Regions from separate parts of the Homo sapiens genome. Here region 2 is linked to region 1. A link is a loop called in an ENCODE intact Hi-C map of the cell type or tissue named here. Cell type or tissue: GM12878. All regions are shown on one strand. Links, peaks and the distances in the headings refer to the core of each region. The heading gives the core; the rest is flanking DNA. Region 1 has its middle 4.3 kb from the start of GALNT1. Region 2 has its middle 14 kb from the start of INO80C.

What was found. Peaks named below come from ENCODE experiments on the same cell type or tissue, not always from the same donor. Only the 100,000 strongest peaks of a DNase experiment are listed, where the experiment ranks them.
Region 2: a loop joins it to region 1, with 2.3 times the contacts of the local background. A loop is called at or near these places in 29 of 110 quality-filtered maps.

What each region holds. Positions count from the first base shown.
Region 1 is chr18:35,573,216-35,581,648 of GRCh38, reverse strand. It overlaps a transcript of GALNT1 not described here. Among named protein-coding and RNA genes, the nearest start is that of GALNT1, 4.3 kb to the left of the region's middle. RefSeq lists a silencer at 168-867. In GM12878, for the core only: no CTCF peak of the experiment used is centred there; a DNase peak (open chromatin) is centred at 4,328; H3K27ac peaks cover 353 bases.
Region 2 is chr18:35,507,945-35,516,377 of GRCh38, reverse strand. No RefSeq gene overlaps it. Among named protein-coding and RNA genes, the nearest start is that of INO80C, 14 kb to the right of the region's middle. RefSeq lists an enhancer at 6,942-7,524. In GM12878, for the core only: a CTCF peak has its summit at 4,330 (motif pointing right); a DNase peak (open chromatin) is centred at 4,767; H3K27ac peaks cover 188 bases.

The DNA of each region.
Region 1 (8,433 bases), core at 1,804-6,803:
TACTCCGGGCGCCCCGCTCGCGGGCTCGGGCGGCGCTACTCCGGGCCGCCCCGCATGCGCGCCGCCTGCCCGCTCACTTGGGGCTCGTCGCGCGGCGGGCGCCGCAGGGCGCCCGCAGGCGCTCGGGCGCGGTCCTCCCTGCGCTGCGTGCTCGGCGGCAGCGGCGGCGGCGGCCCGTGCGGCTGCGCGGGGGAGGCGGGGGCGCCGGCGCTCACCCGGATGCGCGCCCCCTCCGCTGCGGCGAGCCCACCGCGGGGCCGCGACGCTCCCCTCGGGCTCGGGACTCCGGGGTCGGGCGCGGCGCCCCTCCCGGACCGACCGCCCAGTCCCGGCCCCCGCTCACACGGCTACGGGCAGGGCCGGGCCAGGCCGAGAGGTGCCCCCGACCCTGGGTCGGGACAAAGAGGCTGCCGCAGCAAGTTAAAGACAACTCGGGCTGTTGCGCGTCGAGCAGGTCACGGGGTGGGAGGAGATGGAGGAGCCCTCACAGCGGATCGGCTCCCGGGCCGAGCGCGGGGCCGCCCCAACCCGGTCGGCTGCCTGAGGCGGCCGCGAGCGCGGGAGCTGGAGCGCTGTCAGCCGCGCTGAGCCTGCGCCTGGCGACCGCGATGCAGGAGGCCCGGGACTGAGGGAGGACGGCGAGAGCGGAGGCCCGCGACCCGCACCGCCGGGGCAGGCACCCGGGTCTCGGGGGCAGCAACGCCGGGGCCCTTGCAGAACGGGGACTGTTTGGGGAAGTGGCTCCCGCACAGTGCCCGGAGAGGGGCCCTCCCTCTGTGCCCCCTTGGGAAACACTGCTTGGTACAATTCCAATACCCAGCTGTACCCTGCCCTGAAGATAGAAGACAAAACCCTGGCTCTGTCACTCACGCGAGGCATAACCAACCATTCTTTTAATAAATTAATTTTCTACTTAAATAATTCAGAGGTTTGTGTCTTATTGCTTGCCAACCAAGAGCTGCAATAAGAGATTACTTAATATTTAAGTGGTCCCACTTTTAAATTTATATTACCTCTCACATAACCAAAAGGCTGTCCGAAAAAAAAAAAAAAAAACCTGAAGATTATCTCTGGAATTTTAGTATCCTGTTTTTGCTTGTCTACATCTTCCAAGTATTCTAAAATAAAAGTTAAAAGTTACTATTTTAAAAGTACTTATATAATATTTTGAAACAAAGTCAATCATGACTAGCCTGTTACTGTTCCACAAGGAAACTTCACTTTGGAATAAAGTTGTCATCGTTAAAAAATACTCTTATCTTGGGAGAAAAGATTGGCAAATCATATATCTGTTAAAGGACTTGTAGCCAGAATGTATGAAGAACTCTTACAACTCAGTAATAAGACTAATAGTCCAATTTTAAATGGGCAAAACAATTGAATAGACGTTTTACCAAAGATATTTAAATGATCAACAATTACATAAAAAGGTGTTCAACATCATTAGTTAATAGGGAAATGCAAATTAGAAGCACAACAAGGAAGTTCTTGACACCCACTACACTGGCTGTAGTACAAAAGACAGACAGACAATAGCAGTGTTGGTGAAGAGATGGAGAAATTAGAACCCTCATACGTTGCCTATGGAAATGTAAAATGGTGCAGCCACTTTGGAAAACAGTTTTCCAGGTTTTTTAAAAAGTTACACATGAAGTATTCTATCACCCAACAATTCCACTCCTAGGCGTATGCCTGAGAGAACTGAAGATAAATTCATACAGTAACTTGTACATGAATATTAATAACAGTGTTATTCATGATAGCCAAGAAGTAGAAACAGTCCAAATGTCCAGAAACTGCTGCGTGGATAAAATGCAGTATATGCCATACAGTGGACTACTACTCAGTAAAAGGAACGAAGTAGTCATAGAAGATACAACATAGAGGAACCTCAAAAACGATAAGCTAAGTGGAAGAAGCTAGATGTGTAAGAGCCTGTATTGTAGGATCTATTTACAGCCATGCCCCGGTCAATGATGGGTCACCTGTACAATGGTGGTCCCATAAGATTATATGCAGCTGAAAAGTTACTATCACCAAGTGAGGTAGCCTTCATAATGTCGTTGGGCAATGGGTTACCTTTTCTGTGTTTAGATACACAAATACCATTGTGTTAACAATTGCCTGCGGTATTCAGTACAGTCCCATGCTGTACAGGTCTGTAGCCTAGGAGCAATAAGCTGTACCATGTAGCCTAGGTGTGTAGTAGGCTATACCATCTAGGTTTGTGAGTATACTGTATGATATTCTCACAATGACAGAATTGCCTAACAATGCATTTCCCAAAACATACCCCTGTCATTAAGTGACACATTGACTATGTAAGATATCTAGAAAAGGCAAATCGATACAGATAATCAGTGGTCTAGAGCTGGGGGTAGATATGGGGAATGACTGCAAAGGGGCACAAGAGATCTCTTTGCAGTGATATAAATGTTCTAAAATTGGATTGTGGTAATGGTTGTAGATTTACGAAAACTACCTGAACTGTGCACTTGAAATGTGGATTTTATGGTATGTGCAATTACCTCAATAAAGCAATTAAAAAAAAAGATAACTGTGTACCATTAAATAGCGCAGGAAAATAGTACCTTTTTAATCTGCTTGCAACAAGTTCTTTGCAATGAAAACTACCTGTAAGACAAATGAAAAATTGTGTGCTGTTTGCACATAATTCTACCGTGTAATCAAATGCACTTTTCACAACTGTTTTTATAACCAAGCACATTTACCCTTCAACAATCCAAGTCTACTCCTATTCATTCCAAAATGTGTCTTCACTGTACCTGCTAACAGAACAGAAAATGGGGTAGAAAAGGGTAAGCATATTTGAGAGCAGGAAAAAACTAGATTCTTTACAACAAAGTCAAGATTTGCCAAGAAGGAATAGTTGAAAGGGCATAGACCAGGGAATCCAGAGTAAGAATGCTTTCTTTCCCAGTGTTAATCTTGTTTTTCTTTGGCTCTGCCCCAGGACTCATTGGTTGCCTCCAGTAATGCACGTGGTATGCCTGTGGGGTAAGGGACATTGTCTTTGGGCTGGATAATGGTAGGATTCAAGATTTGTTTCATTATTTTATGGATTTGTAAGGATTTTTCATGATTTCTATGATCTTACCATAGAAGAAATTAACCCCTAGAAGAGTAAGTAATGGAGACACATTGAAATTGAACAATCCTACCTGAAATAGCCTATCTGCCCTGACATCCCCTCACCACAGCCCCCGACTCCCGGAAGCACACCAGGGGAGCTGCTCCTTGGAGTAGACTTATTAATTCAGGGCATTATTTCTATCAGGCCCCCTTTAAAATGGTTGTTATCTAAATGATGCTAATATTCTTTCAGTTTATGAATAAGGCCAAATTGTTTGTTCCTGACTACCTAGAAACCAAATGAATGGCACCTAGGGTGGATTTGGTTTAATGGAGAGATGTGGGGGGGTTGCCTGAAGCAGGGTAAACTGTCCAGGAACAACTGACCCACATGGTAGGCAGGGAAGGGAGAAGAGTAGAGGTTGTTTATACAGAATTGTGTGTCAAGCACCCACTTGTGGGAAGGAACAGAAGAGGGTAATGGATGAGAGAGGGACAGACACAAACTAGCCCACACAGATGTCCAGTGATACGAAGTATGTGGAATCATGCAGAATGCAAAGCACCATTATTTTATGATTTTTTACTCCTTGTGTTTGCTTTGCCATACGGAGGCCTGGCAGCTCTGTCTTGTGGCTGCAGCCTCAGGAACATGCATGCACTTCTTCGTCTCATAGCTCCCCTGCCCGTAGACATCATCGCTGTCATGACCACTCACTGTTGTGAGGCCCAGGAACAAGAGAACGCAAATTGGATGCAGGCAGGAACCTTGGTACATTCATCCATTTGGTGGTGATCATGTCATGTCAGCGAGGTGAAGGCAGCCCTGGGGAGATGGAGGTAGCATCCCAGTCAGGATGCCATCAAAGCCTTGTGGTGATCAGAGCAGTACATTTTAGGCATTTGTGGGAGGTGGGGCAGGTAACAGTGACTAATAGTTGCAGTTTCCCCCAATGATTACACCTTATATAACTGTAGTATAATATCAAAACCAGGAAATTGACATTGGTGCAATGTGTGTGTGTAGCTCTATGCCATTTTACCACGAGTTGATTCCTGTAACTACCACCCGAATCAAGATACAGAGCTGTTATGTTAATTTCCTATGGCCTAGGTTTGCTAACTCTGACCAAAGCTGAGAGGTTTCACAATGACTCAGTAGCCAATTATGTATGTTTGAATTCATGGTTTATTGTGAGGTCTTCACACACCATCAATTATGTAATTAATATTTAACACATAGGCAGTCATCAGAGGTGGGTAATGAACCACAGTGATGGGCTTGGGAGACCAACGCACTGACAGACATGTCCAGCGGGTACAGAAGTCCTTCAGATGTTGGTCAGGTGTGGGGGTGGGGGGTCACCACTTCTGCTTCTCTCAGGCAGAGCCCGCAGTGACCGTTGCCAAGTTGGGAGATGACCTCACAGTTCTCATGGGCAGAGCCTCTTAAGGCATCTAGGCTAAGACCAGGTGCTTGCTGCTTTCAGGATCCTCTCAGATATGTCCACTGTCATTAACTCAGCCACTTTTCAATTTCTGTCAGTTCATTTCAGGTCTCAGGTGGTACCAGGCAAGAGCAGGTGTTATCACCTCAAGCCATTACACACACACGTTTAGCACTTTGAGGAGTACACATTTAGCACTTTGAGGAGTAAACAACTTCACTGTGGCCTCAATACTACTTGATAGGAGTGACCCCATTTTGAGACATTAGGATCCCAAATCATCCTACTATATCAAGTAGTATTTCATCACCACAAAGATCTCCTTTATAGCCACACCCTCTTCCCCACCCTCACTATCTCTAACCCCTGGCAACCACTTATCTGTTCCCTGTCTCTATAGTTGTGTAAATGGAATCATACAGTATGTGGCTATGGATGTCGTATAAATGGAATCATACAGTATGTGGCTGTTATGGTTTGGCTCTGTGTCCCCACCCAAATCTCATCTTGAATTGTACTCTCATAATTCTCATGTGTTGTAGGAGGGACCCAGTGGGAGATAATTTGAATCTTGGGGGCAGTTCCCCCGTACTGTTCTTGTGGTAGTGAATAAGTCTCACGAGATCTGATGGTTTTATCAGGGATTTCCGCTTTTGCATCTTCCTCTTTTTTTTTTCTCTTGCCGCCGCCATGTAAAAAGTGCCTTTCACCTCCTGCCATGATTCTGAGGCCTCCCCAGCCATGTGGAACTGTAAGTCCAATTAAACCTCTTTTTCTGCCCAGTCTCAGGTATGTCTTTATCAGCAGCATGAAAATGGACTAATATAGTGCCCTTTTGAGATTGGCTTTTTTACTCAACTTAATGCCCTTGCCTATTGTTGGGTCATGGTTTTTTGTTTATTTTTGTGCTGTCCATTCTGTTGACTGGGCAGGGATTAAAGCCCTGGGTCTCCACTTGGCCACGTGGTCTTCTCTGACTCCTTCTCAGCAGGGAGTGAGGTCATGAGGGGTGCATTGTTACAACAGAGTGAAGATGGCAGTCTAGGCTCTCTATTCAAAGCCTTTATGGACAGGGAAGGGGTGAGGTCAAATATGTTTTCTTCAATGTTTGGTTGGAATAGGGCATTTATTTTCTAAAAGTTTTCTCTCTTGCTAGGTTGCCCCTTTCCTGATCCTTTGGCTAGAGAGAACAGGCATTTATGGGTTTAAAAAAAAAATGCTCCTGTGATGTTCCCAGATGCCCACTCTCCAGCACTTGGTCCAGGATCTATGAGGCAAGAAGGAAACAGGGAACTTGGCAGGGTGCAGTGGCTCACGCCTGTAATCCTAGCACTTTGGGAGGTCGAGGCAGGCAGATCACTTGAGGTCAGGAGTTCGAAACCAGCCTGGCCAATATGGTGAAACCCCATCTCTACTAAAAACACAAAAAAATTAGCTGGGCATGGTGGTGGGCACCTGTAATTCCAGCTACTCCAGAGGCTGAGGTAGGAGAATTGCTTGAACCAAGGAGATGGAGGTTTCAGTGAGCTGAGATCACGCCACTGCACTTCAGCCTGGGCAACAGAACAAGACTCCATCTCAAAAAAAAAAAAAAAAGAAAAAAGAAAAAAGAAAAAAAAAACCCTGAGGGAACTTGTTGCCCTGTCATTCCTTGGATCCCAAGATCAATGGTGGATGGGTCCCTGTAGATCCCTAGTCAATTGTCTTCTTCTCTCCACCTTTTAGACTCTTCTGTTTGTTTCATAAACAATGCTCAGGGCTTTTAGCTATTGTTAGTAGGCAGTGTACTTCACCCACTATTCTACCTTGTTCTGGAACCAGAAGTTGAGAATAAAATTTTGAAACAGAAATGAGATCAGATTGCAGATTATTCCTATAAAAACATCACCCCTGGACCAGGCACGGTGGCTCACGCCTGTAATCCCAGCACTTTGGGAGGCTGAGGCGGGTGGATCACCTGAGGTCAGGAGTTCCAGACCAGCCTGACCAATATGGTGAAACCCCATCTCTGCTAAAAATACAAAAATTAGCTAGGCATGGTGGCAGGCACCTGTAATCCCAGCTACTCGGGGGGCTAAGACAGGAGAATTGCTTGAACCCAGGAGTCAGAGGTTGCAGTGAGCTGACATCGCACCACTGTACTCCAGCCTGGGCCACAGAGCAAGACTCTGCCTCAAATGAAAAAAAAAAAAAAAAAAAAAAAAGTCACTCCCAATTTCTTGCATTCCAATAGGCTTTCTTGAGTCAGAAAGCAAAGGGAAAATTTACTGCTAGACGATTAGGAATTCCACATATATGCTTTGGACATTTAAATGGTCTATCATAGTGGAAAAAGTGCTATGAACTGCTAGATCAGAGACCCAGCTGAAGCCTGAAGTAAGCAAATATGGAGGAGTGGAAAAGTTGAGACATCAGTGAAAACAAGCCAGAGGCACTGCAAGTGGAACAGGGCCTGCATTGATAAGGCCCAAGACATACCATTTGGGCATAAGGTCAACAAGGGTGAAGACGACAGTAAGCAAAAATAAACCTAAGAAACTGAGGCTGGGCGCTGCGGCTCATGCCTGTAATCCTAGCACTTTGGGAGGCTGAAGCAGGTGGATCACTTGAGGTCAGGAGTTCGAGGTCAGCCTGGCCAACATGGTGAAACCACATCTCTACTAAAAATACAAAAATTAGCAGGGCATGGTGGCACATGTCTGTAGTCCCAGCTACTTGGGAGGCTGAGGCAGGAGAATTGCTTGAACCCGGGAGGCAGAGGTTGCAGTGAGCCAAGATTGTACCACTGCACTCCAGCCTGGGCGACAGAGCAAGACTCAGTCTCAAAAAAATAAAAATATATAAAAAACTGAACATTTAAAAAGTCACAAAGTCGTTAATATAAAATTTAAGGAAAGTAGAGTAGCCGTCATTTAAAAAGAAAATCAAATGACATAAACTTCAAATAAAGCGAAATGGAAGAGGCAATGGGTAATCGGTTCAAAAGAGGTACTACAGAGTAAGAATGCCAAAATTTTAACTATGAATGCATATGATTTATGATATTGTTAGATAGCATTTAGAAAGCCTCAATGAAAATTCCCATGTCAAGTAGTACAGGGTAGGCAAGATAACTGCAGGTCTTTTTTAGTTAGGAGTGGCTTTCAAAGGTTTATAAGATACATTTTCCTGGCCTCTTCTTTCTTCAAGTTATATCTTTGCAGTCCTTCAGGGCAACCAAACAGTCTCTCTGAATAACAGCCTACATATTTCTAGCAAAAAAAAAATGAGGCACTGCTTTTTGTCAATTTGGGCCTAGAGGATGTGGTAACAAAAGCCACATGAGTTAATAGCAATACCTTGACATCTGCCACACCACTTGCCTAAATGGCCCGTAAGTTAGTTTCCACCAGCTCTGAGGATCGTGTTTTCACTATACAATATCCCCACCCCACACAGCCCTGCTATATTGACCTTCCCAAAACATCCAGTTCATGTCCACACACATCAGTCTAGCATTCCAGGCCCTTCACAAGTGGTCCCCCTCCCAACTACCTGAGACCTCTTGCCACAGCTCACCCATAAGAATTCTCTGTCTAGCCCTACCACTCACCGAGTCCTTCCCCATGCTCTACATGTTATGTGTTACACTGTTTCTTCCTTGCCTACTTTCGTCCACCTTTTCTCTACTCTAAGATTTCCATCCCAGTGCAGTTTTCTCTACTGTCTACAACCTCTTGTCAGGTTGATCTTTTCTTTTATCTAAATTCCTACAATTTAATCATCTGCAGCACTTTTTTTCTGACACAAGCTAGATGTCTCATCACATTGTTGCTATAATGTTTTGTATTTTAAAGGCTTATATCACCTCCTGGATGGTATGCACCTTACTTTTTATATTTTAAAGGGAAAT
Region 2 (8,433 bases), core at 1,240-6,239, 65 kb after region 1:
TGGAACCAGCTCTTGGTATCTATTTTGACAGCCAGGAAACCCGGGGCCTCAGACAGAGACTGCCTGGCTGATCTAAAGGCAGAGGGTGCGTATGAGCTGAAGGAGCCATTGCACGGGAGGATTTTAGGAAGCAAGGCCAGGGAGCCTCCTGCTTTGAGCTGCCCTCCTCTTTACCGCTCTGGTCTCTGATGTTTTGTTTTTGACTGGTGTGTCTGGGCTCATGTTTTATGAGAAGACTCTCTAAATATTTTTTCCTGCCTTTTCATCTGAGCTGGAGTTCACCCTGTCTTCATTTTCCCTCAGCAGGAATGTGGCAGGCAAGTGAGTGGAGTAACTTCTAAATGTGACTGACTTTTATCTTTCCAAAATCTATGCTCTTAGGTCAGTCCCAGTAGTTCTGGAAGAAGCACGAAGGGAGAAGAATTTTCCCCAGGCTAGACAGAATCTCCCGGGGCTGGAGAAAGATGGTCTGTTGAGTAGGCTGAACCAGCGGGGGTGCGAACAGGAAATGGCTTCATTTTACTTTCTTTGTCTGTCTTGAAACATTTTTAGTTGAATTTCCATTCCTGACTCCTTAACATGTCAGGCTAACTTTTACTTTTAGTTTATAAACTTCCAGTAGCATTTAACTTAAAATGTCACCCCCAATTTAATCCTAACTCTTTCCATCTTCCCTGCACAGGGCACTCATCACAGCGTGGAGGCAGGAGTGTGGGCAGTCCTCTTTGCTTTCCCTCCTCCACCTCTCAGTGTGCCCCAGCAGCGAGAGGCCACATCCCTCTCCAGTCACTGACAACTCTTCAAAGGGCTCCCCCTTTTGAATTTCTTTCCTTCTCTTTAACCTGAGCATAGAGCTGAAGGTAGTGGACCAGTTTAGTCTCCTCAGTTATGTGGGGATGCTTTTTAGGATGTCAGGGTGTGGAAGGGAAGAAGGAATAAATAGAGATACACACACACACACACACACACAGACACACACAGACACACACCCCACAGTGCTCTGTGGAGTCCTGACACCTGCGAGATCTGCGCTGAGCTGCTTGGCAGCCTCCAGAGAGCTGGATGGACCCCAGAGAGGAGAGGCTGCCAACCGAAGACCATAAGCCGAATTTGGTTGTCGAGACCAATGTCTTGTTTAGCACGTTGTTATAAACAATTCGAATGTCACCCCAGTTTGTCATTGAGCAGTGCTTCTTAGATCCTGGGCCTCCATGGGCTCCACTGATGTCCATTCACAGCCTGGATCCTGTGACCCTGCATGGGAACTTAGACCACAGGCTGCCTTGGCCCAGATTCCCACTCCTAGGGGTACCTGGGGCACAGAGGCTGCCAAGGAACCTGGGACCTGAAGAGGCCATTTGAGAGCAAGGACAAGAGCTGGTTCTCCCTCAGTACATACACATACCCTGGCACTGTGTAACCTGGGGAGGGGAAGAACATTCCAGCAAGGACAGCTCATGTCATTCAGCAACTCAGAAGATCTGGGGCTAGGAGCTAGCTATTCATTTGAAAGAATCAAGCAACTTTTCTTTGCAGTAAACTTTTCTTCAGTTAGTGAGACAAAAAAAAAATTTAGAAGGTAAAATTAACAATTTGTCAAGTTATCTTATTTCTCACATTATCTCTCAACTGTCCTTTCAAACATCTATTTTTGCTGTCGTCTTCATCATTATGCACAGTCACTGCCTTTAAATAACTGGATGTGTTTGTCCATTCATTCTTTCAGCCATTCACTAAAACCAGGTGGCCACCGCCTGTGTGTGATGGGAACTTAGGACAAAAACAGACAAACCAACAAAATACAAAAATAAAAAGTCAGACAGTGTCTCTGCCCTGGACAAGTCTATAGCTGGAGGAAAGAGAAGGTATGATCTTCAGAAACACACTTGCTGCCACCACAAGCAGACACACCCTAAATCATGGCCTTCTGCTTCTTAAACTGGAACTTATTTATTTAATAGCACCTCAATGTGGTGTGGATACACTGGTCCAGTGGCCACTGTCCTCTGCACCCCCAACTCCCCATCAAAGGGAGATGGAGGATGGGGAGGTTTGAATCAGAACTGGTGCGTCTCTGCCTGGACAACAGAGAGAGCCACTTGAAAAGGTGGCTGTGTGTGTATATGAATATGTATGTGTGTAAAAACGTATATGTATATATTTGTGTTATGTATGTGTAGATGTAGGAGAGTGAGTGTGATTTTTTTATGTGTGACTGTGTACATGTGTATACATGCATGTGTGCTACGTATATAGAGGTGTGCATGTATTTTGTGCGTATGTGTGTATGTGTATTCTGTGTGTGTGTACACCTGTGTAAGATATGATGCCAAGTCTTGGGACAAGCAGGGGGAGCCGAGAGCTAAATGCTTCTTAGTCCCACAGCACAAAATTGCAGTCAGAGGTGGGGCTGTGGGCATTGTGGCCAATGGTCAAGACTGGAGCCACACTGACAGGAGCAACATTTCCCAGGGGGGCTGTGAAAATGGATTCCTTCTCACTATGCAGTAAGTGTCCCTGATAGCTGAGATCAGCTCTTGGCTCTCCTGGAGGGCCTGGGCCTGGCTGAGCCTGAGCTGTCTGCATTCTGTAAGGCACAGCAGGGAACCTGGGCTGGAAACCCTGGCTGAGACAGGCTGCCCATTCCAGAAGCATGACGAAGTCACTCCCATGCGTGGGGCCATGAACCCAGGGCAAGAAGGGAGGGTTCCGAAAGCATTGCAGGCCTCAAAAGGCTTTCACCCAGTGGGGCAAAGGAACCCTGGGGCTGCTGGGACCTCAAACTTTGCTCCTCCTTCCTTGGGATACTGTCTGAAACTGTCTGGCTCCTAGTCAATAAAGGGAACACAAGAACAACTGCCATAACGCTGGGTAGAGTGAAGGGGAGCACCTAAAATTCAGGGCTATAAAATACAGGGTCAAGTTATGAGGAAATGACTGAGTAGTCAGGAGTGGCTCGTGCAGCCAACAGACAGGTTGAACTTGGCTCAAGTTTATGCAGGGTGCATTCCTGCTTCGAGGAGAGGTTAACATTTCCACATCCTGGAAGGTGCGTGGGATGTCTGGTCTGGGAGGGGCAGGAAGCTTAGCTTGTCAAGAGGCTGCCATAAGACTACCATGATTATCTATGACATAGGAGTCCCAGAGCCACCCCAAAGCCTTTGTGAATGACAGACAATAAGAACCAACTTCCTATTTGCTCAGATGTCACCCTGTGAGAGGTGAGTAAAAGGAATACATATTTTGACAGAGACCAGTTTCCCTCTGTGAGACTGTCCAGATGGGACATTCTGGTCTCTGGGGGGTACCTCATGATATGAGCACCCCAGTGTCATGGGGCAGTCCTGGGTTCACACTTGGTGACCCAGGTCAGGCAAGGTGATGGTGGGAAGGCCTATGTGAGTTATTTGTGGTGTCCCCTGTGCATCTCCTTCGAAGTAAAGGCCTGTCTATTTGCCTTTGTAGCCTGTTATGGAACTGGGGAGCCCATAGCACAGCTGGGGTGTGGGAGCTAGTGAGAAGAAAAGACCCCTCCATAACATGGGGACTATGGGCCCCTCTACAAAACTGACCTGAGGATGAATGTGGCAGTGCATGTGACATCTTGGGCAAACGGCTTGGCACATAGGACATACTCGGGACATAGAATGCCTGGGCAATTTTGCAGACTTGTTTCTCCAGCTGAACCTTGGCCTCACCTAAACTTAATCAGCCTGCTGAGCCATCATAATAGTAGAGTTGCTTATGCCAGTGGCACAAAAACATGACTTCCCCTACTCTTTGTGAAGGAGGAGGAAATGAATTTAAGAATGCTCATGATCCTAAATTTCAGGTGTGTTTTAGAATAATTTTGACATTATTTACTCCTTTCCTAATAATCTTACAATCTTAAGACTTTAAGCAATTCCAATATGGGAGTTGTAGTTATAGGACATTGAGCTTGGTCGTTATGGGAGTTTTACATTAAATAAGTGATACATTTATTAATAAGATACAGCTGCCTTGAGTGAAATCACAGGATTTCTCCCCAAGGCTCCCATTTGAGTTGGTTGTTCTCCTTTGTTGTGAGATTACTTCAAGTGTCTATACCCTAAGGTGGTATAACATTTCAACCTGCATTGCTTCTGGATGATTTAAACACCTCAAAGTCCATCAGCAGGAAATCAATGGCACACTCAAATTATGAAAATCTGTGGAGAGTTCAATGAAGTAACAGTTTAGCAAGGTTTGGGCTGGGTGTCAGGAGATCACAAGGGAGCTAGGGGACCAAATATCTTGAACCTACTCTCCCTCACCTATTTCCTGCTGAGTTTCCCCATTGGCTGAACCTACCTGGGCACCAGAGGGCAACAGAGCCCTTGGTCTCTTCATCTGGACAGTTCTTGGGCAGAAAACAGGGGAGAACGTCATTTGATGGGGGAAGGAGTGTTTACCAATTTCAGATATGCACATCTGGGATAGAGAATTGAATGAGCTCTCTAGGATAGGAAAAATATAAGGGATAACTCCTAAAGGAAAACCAAAAAAATAACCTGTGTTTCATGCTAGGCAGATCTAAGCACAACTAGCCTAATCAGACTTAGGCTAAGAGTTGGCCTCCAGGGACTCAGTAAGAAGGGGATAACCATGCAGGCACATGGTTGAGCTGGCTTTCTCTGGGGCAAGAAGTGAAACTGTGATGTCTTCCCCAACACCCTCATTAGGGCTGGGCTCTGTGGCTGAGAGAGTTTCCATCTTGCCCATTCTCTGTGCCCAAAATACTCACCGTCCTTTTTGACTCCTGATTGCCAAGACCTGGTGTGACCCAATGCTGAGCCAGTCCAGGTCACAACAACACTAAAAAAAGATCAAGAAGGCAATAGGAAAAGGAGAGAAAGAGAAGAGAAACCAAATACCTCAGAGACCTCAGCCAAGGCAGGCCCACAAGCACACACAAATAGACGTTCAAGGATATGTACATGAAATAATAAGAATCAGAAACATAAGGAACTGGAAAACAGAGAGATGAGATGAAGAGACTTCATGGATTTTGATGATAAACGTATATTTTAATAGCTGCTGATAGCTTGGGTTTAGGCCATCAGAATAGATGCTCACTGCCTTTTGCAATACTGACCAACTCATCAACAATAAAAATAACTTTTCTTTGGGAGGTTGAGGTGGGAGGATTGCTTGAGGCCAGGAGTTTGAGACTAGTCTGGGCAACATAGCAACACCCCATGTCTACAGTAAAATTTTAGAAAGAAAAAAAATGACTTTCAAACTCTATATTTATTCTTGAAATCAAGGCATATTTTATTAATGAGTTCTAAAGATGTTTTTAATAGTATGTGATAAAGCAAATCAAAGTGTGGGTTTTTTTTTTTTTTTGCAATTTATATTCAAGTAGGAGTAATTCTGCCTGGGGGCAGATAACATTCACTTGGAGGTATATCTGAATTGGACCCTGCGGAATTTCCAGGCCAAGGGAACAGCATGAGGCCTGGAGCATGGAAGGTAGTCAGGGCTCAGTCAAGACAGCAGTGAGTCCAAACCTGGGCCCAGAGGAAGCATGGGCAGTGACAAGGCTGGAAAGATGAGCCTCATAAAATGTGAACATGATATTTGCTTTCTCTGCCTCATGGCAGAGTATAATGAAATGTAAGTAAAAATGCTTTGGATATTAGGAGACACTGACTTTTGTCATATATGCTTTTAGATTTTTCATTGAAAAATCAGGTCAGTCATTTTGCCATTAAGAAAGCCAAGTAATGTTTAAGAGATACACAGACCTGACATATAACATGGGCAATCACTTAGAAGAGAAAGTCGTAAATAAAAAGACATCCTCCCTGGTATTTGCTTTCCAGTGGAGCTGCTGCAGAATAAGCAGGCATCAGGAAATTGCATCGGGAATTCCTATGCAATGTGCTATAATGCTGCTCTTAAAGCAGTCAACCACATATCAGGTGCTCTGAGGCAATATGAGAAAAGCAGTTTATAATCTAATTAGAAAAACATTCAAGAACCAATGAGAAAATAGCATAAGGTAGTGCTTAACAAGAGGCTCAGTGGCGTAGTTCTGGCTGTCAGGGTGACAGGAATTTGGAGAAAGGTCTGTGAGGTGTTGACAGAGTCTCAGGGAAGTTAGATGGATGCCAGCTGGGCCTGGAAGGATGGAGCAAAACTGAAGAGTGCAAAAGAGAGAATATGTTGTTTGAGGGGTGGAGACCATGAGTGGCAGAGGAAGGGGTGAGAACCAGCTGTGCTGAGGACTCCTGCCTGGCCAAGGGTCCCGAGTGAGGGAGCTGAAAACATCACTAAGGCATCTGGAGTAGTACTCATTCTCAGAATCTGCTGGTTTCTGAAAGATTCGGGTTAAATGTGACAGAGGCTCTTTATGAACTCAGCCCACCACTAGAACATTATTCAGATGCCAGCTTCATTCTTCTTGTGAGCTAGCAGGGATGATTAAAAATAATGACACTAAATACTGTTGGTAAGGATGTTGATGCTGACAACAGCAATTGGAATTGTCAGTTGTTGACATTTCCTGGATTATTATGGTTATTTTTAAATAACAACCAGAGAGCCTCAAAACAGCCATAGATATCTGCACTGGAAAATTCGACCAAACACTTATGGAAGAAATAATACATAATATTATAAGTCTTCCAGAAAATCAAAGAGGAGGGAATACTTTTCAACTCAGCCTATGAGGACAGCATTACCCTAATACCAAAAGCAAAAACTCATGACAAATTTGTAGCAAATTAAATCCAATGTTACTACAAGGGTAATACATTATAATAAAGTGAGATTTAACCCAGGAATTCAGGGTTGGTTTAACATTCAAAAACCAATCGAATTTGCCATATTAACAGAATGAAAGGAAAAAGTATATGATATCCTTACTAGATGCAGAATAAGCATTTGAAGAAATCCAACCTCCATTCCATATTTAAGACTTTCAGAAATAAAAGGGAACTTCCTCACTTGATAAAGAACATCTACAGAACACCTGCAGCTAACATCATACTTAAGGGTCAAAGATGAATGCTTTCCCTCTAAGACTGGGAGGGAGATAGGGATGTCTGTGCTCATGGCTTCTATTCAGCATTGTACTGAACAGTCTGGCCAGTGCAGTGAGCAAGAAAGAAGCAGCAGGGCTTTGATTGGCTCAGGCCTGGCACTGAGAAGAGGGGAGAGGTCTGCCAGGAATGCCTCTGATGTTCTCCAGCACACAACGGGACATCAGATACATTGCTGATGCAAACCAGCAGGACCACTATGTAGCTGTGTGACCTTAAAACATCCTTTAATCTCTTGGAATCTGTTTCCTAAGTGATGGAGTGAGCATAATAGTAGCCCACTGGCAGATTTGTTGTGACGCTTAAATGGAGTAAGATTGTGTCAAAGTGCTTTCAAACTGGAAAGCGCTATTCCAGCGTTTGGATTTGCTACATTCATATTGAGTGACCAGGGAAGCAATGGGATCCATTAGGAATGTAACAGGGAGGTTTGAGGATTTGGGATTTGAAGACCAAGGTCTAGACTAGGTGCTCGAAGAGGGGCTGGGGGTCAGGCTGAAGATGGGGACTGATACCTGCTAAGCTGTAGCAGGACCCTGGAGCACGCTGTGCAGGCAGCCAGCTTGGGTTGCATCTCTCCTTCTCTCGGGTGGGGCAGAGGCATGCTGGTTAGCAAGAGGAAGGGGCACGGGACAAGAGGATCCTGGATCAGCTCTCTTAGCAGGGGTACCCTCCTTATTATTCTGTTCTCTCTCTGTTGACTTTTACAAGCTCTTTCCATCCTAAAGACTTCTCCTGGCTCAGAGGAAAGTGATCTGACAAAATAACTCAAAGTGAGACACCAGGGATTGGTGATTAAACACTCAACCTTTCTGGGGGAAGCATCTGCCTTTTAAGAGGCCTCAGGGTCAAAGCCGTGCCTACGGTGGCTCTCCAGGAGTTTGGAGAGGTGCTGGGGCTCCTATATATAAGATATTTTTGGTCTTATTCTTCTGTAAGGAGTCCCCTCCTCCCATACTGAGTTAATTCATTGCTTGCCCTATAGCAGGGGGTAGGGGAAGTGGAAGAAAAGCCCTCATGACAGAAGGAGGTACAGGAGGAAGGACCGTATAGGCATGAGGTGAGGCTGGGGAGAGAAAGGGCAGATGCGGCAGTTTCATAATCTGCCCATAGCTGGCCTCAGGAAGAGCACCCAGTGACACAAAAGCCAGCTCATCGGGCCAGCCCCACAGGGAATGGCCAGGAGGGCCAAGGGCTAAGGAGGACAACACCGGTGTTTGTGATGTGTGTGCATTTGTTAGTGTGTGGCTGGGCATCTGGACGGGTGGGAGGAAGGAGATTTCCTTTGCTCTCAGAATAAGTACCTGGTGAGATCTTTGCTTGAAGGATAGAGTGAAAGCATTCAAATCTTTAATTGAGGAAT